2 separate regions of the Homo sapiens genome follow, and region 1 is linked to region 2. The links are chromatin loops, found by intact Hi-C in ENCODE. Cell type or tissue: Calu3. All regions are shown on one strand.

Evidence for each region. Peaks named below come from ENCODE experiments on the same cell type or tissue, not always from the same donor. Only the 100,000 strongest peaks of a DNase experiment are listed, where the experiment ranks them.
Region 1: a loop joins it to region 2, with 9 times the contacts of the local background. A loop is called at or near these places in 3 of 110 quality-filtered maps.

What each region holds. Positions count from the first base shown.
Region 1 is chr9:75,727,979-75,730,478 of GRCh38, reverse strand. No RefSeq gene overlaps it. Among named protein-coding and RNA genes, the nearest start is that of PCSK5, 160 kb to the left of the region's middle. In Calu3, no CTCF peak of the experiment used is centred here; no DNase peak of the experiment used is centred here.
Region 2 is chr9:75,854,695-75,857,194 of GRCh38, reverse strand. All of the region lies in intron 1 of LOC105376091 (a long non-coding RNA gene), which reads right to left. Among named protein-coding and RNA genes, the nearest start is that of PCSK5, 35 kb to the left of the region's middle. In Calu3, no CTCF peak of the experiment used is centred here; a DNase peak (open chromatin) is centred at 1,484.

The DNA.
Region 1 (2,500 bases), 130 kb after region 2:
GCCAGTCTCCACCATGACTGACTTGAAGCTGCCAGTGCGCTATCACTGAGTGCAGAGTAGGGAGGCGATGTGCAGAAGCACGCTGTTATGTTCCCATCATATGGACCTCAAGAAACAGGAGCAAAAATAATTCTAAGTGATGATCACCTTTGTTTTTTAAACATAATTTAACTAATTGAAAGTTTATATAATGTAATTTTTTAACAATGGCTGTGTTTAACAACTTGCTTGCAAAAGTCCTGAAAAATTAACAATTGGCTTTTACCAGTGGGTATAACCTGGCTTCTGCAAAGGACCGTGACGTTAATGCACCCTTAGCTGGCTCTCCTCCCTTCCGTGCCCCACTTCCCCACTTTCTCACCATGCTTCCTGACATCACCTCCCAAATCAACTAACTCTTTGCATCAGGGTCTTTTTTTGTGTGAACCCAAACTAGGCAGAGACCAAGAAATCTTTAGCACATACCAAAATTTTAGATGATTTCTTTATGAAAACTGGGAAGCAGCCGTTCTATGGTGTCAGTAAGAAATAATAATAGCTAGTATTTATTAAGTACTTTGTGCTGAAAACTGAGCCAAACTCCTTCCATGGACGTGGCCCAGAAACAAACCATATGACATAAGAGCTCTCATTACCCTTATTTCACAGATGAGAAAACTGAGATTTACAGTCATAGAGCCACGTGTCCAAAGTCATCAAATTAGCAAGTGTCGGAATAGGTGTATATGCAGGTAGTTTATTGTAGATCTGTGTTTTAGGCACGGGGTAAGTTTAGCATCCATTTAGGAGACACAAGGAGCGAGTGTGGCTGGAACCTGGAAATCATAAGGCAAACCTGTTTGCTTGACAGTGGGTGGCTGAGATGCCAAATCTGCAGAGCAGGAAGGTGTACTCGTATCAGTTTGGCCATTCTGCCCACTGTGTGAGTTAGAAGCAACACTTTTCCCAGGGAGTCTGTGTTTAATGTATAAATAAATAATCCAAATATAAATTGCAATCTCACAGCGCCCCCCTCCTTTTTCCACTTTGTGATATAAAAAGCATGTACAAACATATGCTTCTGCTGGATTTTTCTTTGTGGTGACCTCTCTGTGAAGACACTTTGAAACAACAGCTCATGGTCTGTTTTATGGCCTGGACCTCTGGTTTGTCATTTACAAAGTACAGAAATATTCCACGTGTGGTTGAAGGTGGTGCCAGTACAGATAGGAAGCTTTATTCTGTGGCTGCTGAGGTTATGCATGAATGAAGGACTGGGGTCCAAAAACAAGCTCAGGGCTCTGCACAGGAGAGGTGACCATTTCCATTCAGTACCGAATTAGATTGAACTGCAGCCACAAGGAAGGCCAGTGACAGGTTGCTTTTAATAAGTGTCCTGAAAAGGGACTATTGTGCTCCCTCCCACACTACCTCCTGGCTCTTAGGTTATTGCCATTATAATTAGTATTAATTATAATGCTATGGCACTTTAAATGCCAATTGCAGTTTGTGACTTAAATAAAAGAAAACGATAAAACCACACACATTAAAGTAATCAGAAGGATTTTTAATTTGGTAAAGGAGCAAGCTTTCTCTTTATTGAGGTTCTAGATCTCTGCTGCAATTGCTACAACAGCAGGAAACAAACCAGCAAAGGAACAAACAAAAACTTAAGGCATTCCCTTTTCTCCTTGTGAACCTTTATACTAAGAAGTAGATAATAGCATTTTATTTATGGTAGAAGTACAAGGCCAGATGATGCATTCTTTTGGAGGGCTTTTCTTGATGAATTCAGTTTAAAAATCTGAGCAGACAGCAATATTATGATCTGAATACAGAAGTGTTCATGCCAGGTGGAGGTTCAAGGTACGGTTTCTGAATGTGTGAATGATGCCTACAGCTTGCCACCTCTCAGCTAGTCTTTGAATATTAACTCTTCAAACCTAGGAAAAGTTTCCCAGATAACTAAATGACCTTTGCATATTTGAGAAGCAAAGTGGTAATAATTGAACTGAACTGCACTGAATTGTATTGAATATGAAGTCTAACAGTAGCAAGTAGAGAAAACAATTATATTCTAAAGGTTTTCAAAATTTACTGTGCAATTTCATAACTTTTTTATTACTGTGGACTCAAATAACCTCTAATAAAAATATGGCAATCATAGATTTTCCCTTTCTCAAGGCACCTGCATTCCCGAGAAGAAAGTGCATTCTTTTCTCTATTTCTGTTCTGATTAGTACAGTACTCAATGAAAAGATGAAAAAAAAGCATGTTCCTAAATTTATGGGGGATAAAAATCAAAGTTCACTAGGACACATTTTGTTGTTTCTCTATTATCTTCTCTGTTTACACATGTTTAGTAAAAAATCAGACTCTATCACACATGGGGAGGGCCAGGACTAGGTGAGGTCAATTAGGTGCCTAGGTGTTAAGAAGACCCTTGCTTTTGGGGTCATGCAGGTGTTTGATCCAGCGTTGAAGACCCCAGAGCCTACAGGACAGGTTTACTTCCCTGTAG
Region 2 (2,500 bases):
TCTTTTACAAGGGGCAGTAGATGCCTTTGCTCTTGAGGAAGACACAATCTCTATCTTCCAAGGCTTGCTATACAAATATCTTTGAAAAACAGTCTAGATTTAGAATAAAGACCAGTCTGTCACAAATGCTGTTCACAAAACATGTGGAAACATGAGAAACCCATGGAGAAATGTGTCCCAACCATAGGTTAGGGAAAAATAATTCCCAGGAGAAAGGCCAAGATGACCAAAGAGCAGAAAGAGGAATGTATGGGCAAGTGGTAGGCAGTTAAGTGCCTTGAAGGATGGGGTCAAGAAAAAAGTGGTCAGAAATATAATTGGAGGCCAAAGAAGATCTTTAAAACTTGGGAGAAAGAATCTTAAACCTTTTTTTCTTCTGCACTCGTCTTACTACTAATGATGCCAACAAATTCACCCTTTTATTGGTAGATCTGGGCTCTGATTCACTGAGCAGGAAATCCTTCCAAAGATATCTCTCTTTTAAGGCAAAACTTACTTCCTCCTGTGAGACAGGAGACAGTTTTGTAGGATTTGAGATTGTCCTCCCCTAGTAAAAGTCATGTCCACCTTCCATTGGACGAAAGTGTGGTTGTGAAAAATTGAAACGAGTCTTAGTGGATTATAAACCCATGTACACTTGCTTCTCTTCCTGGGTAATGGCAGTGGGAGACACAATTCAGTCTATAGCATTAGAATTTAATCCTCAATCAATTCCAAAAGGTCTTGATATCCTTATACAGATGAGGAAACTGGCTTAGAGAGGTTCAGTGAGCTGTGCAAAGTCATAAAGTAAAACAGCCGGAGATTGAAACCAATTTCTGGCTTCAAAGCCTGATTTATTTTCAACATCACAGGCTGCCTGGCAGTGGCCATTTGGTAAGACCTCCTGCATATTGAGCACTTACTGAGTGTTAACAACTTTGTCAAGGACTTTACAACATTATTTTTTTAACCCCTCAACAATGAAGAGAAGTATTTTACACTCATTTCACAGGTGAGAAGATGTGACACAGAGAAGTTAAATGACTTACTAAAGAGCACAGTTAGGAACTAGAATGATCAAAAATTCAAATCCAGATTAATCTTATTTCAATGCCAGTATTTTTGTTCTGTTTCTCTACAGTGCATTCTTGGGATTGGTCAATTACTTACTAATCAATAATTTAATAGGAATGCATTATTAACCGGAGTGTTCAGACTTTCTGAAACCATGAAAATTTCCTAAGATGGGAAAAACATCCACAGAAGATTGATCAAACTGTAAAGTTTTAATATATATAAAGGTAAATGACATCAAAATCAAGTTTATGTTGGTTTGTGTCTGAAATTTCATATTAAAGGGAAGCCATTATGAATTGTAATCATATGGAAGAAATATTACATTTCTGTTGGGCCCTGCGGGTAGGAGAGTTTCAGTGAAATGTCTTTTGTTTCAAAGTTGTAGCTGGTCTAGCTAAAGTTATGTTTTCCACCCAAAGGTGGCAGCACACGTATTATTGGTTTTTGGTGCGCTTTTGATTACATTTAACGTAATGGAGTCTTTGAGAGCTTCAAGGCACCTTAAACATCATCTAGAACAGCCATGTCATTTTGAATCTGGGGAAACTGAGGCTGAGAAAGATTCTGTGACCGGCCCAGTATCTTACACCTTTTTAGAGCCACAGCCCAAGCAGAATCTAAGTTACCTGACTCAGATCTATGTTCACTAAAGTGAGCTCTTATCGACTTTCTAACAAATTCACAGCTGAGAGGTGAAGATGAGAGGGTAAACTCCATTTATGGAGGAAACAAAGAAAGGAAGAAGAAGGAGAAAAGAAAAAGAAAGACAGGCATTGGACTCAGGAAAAAAATACTTGATGTAAATATAAAGTCTTGAAGCATGCTATGACTTCATAAAAACTTCAAAAGCCCAACTGCAGTTGCAAAATAAATGGTGTGTTCTAGGGAGCAGTCTGGAATCCCACGCTGTATACAACATCCAGTCTACTGGGGCCAGATATACCAAGTCAGCAGCATCTGGGACCTTGTTAGAAATGTTAAGATTTCAGCCCTCTTTTCTCCAGAATTGCAGAATCAGAATCTGCATTTTATAAGATTCCAGGGAGATTGATTCATTGGCACATTAAGATTGGAGAAACACTGGTCTAGAGTCTAGGTTCTAGACTACAGCATGGTTCTTAAAAGGGTGGTCGCTGAACTAGCAGCCTCAGAATCTCCTGGGAACTTGTTAGAAATGCAAATTATCAAGCCCCAGTGCTGGCCAACTCTGGGTGAGGCCCAGCAATCTGTTACAGGTGATTCCTGTAATTCCTCCAAGTGATTCTGCTGCACTATAAAGCTAAAGTTGGAGAAGCACTACTCTGAACTTTGCTGACTAGTTTTTGCCCCAAGAAGGCTGCATCTCTGCTAAACTCTGCTAAACTTTCTCTGAATTGTTGTCTACCTCAGATGTCATCTCCCTCTTCCTTCCTTCTGCATGACTGAATGGTTTACAGCAGAC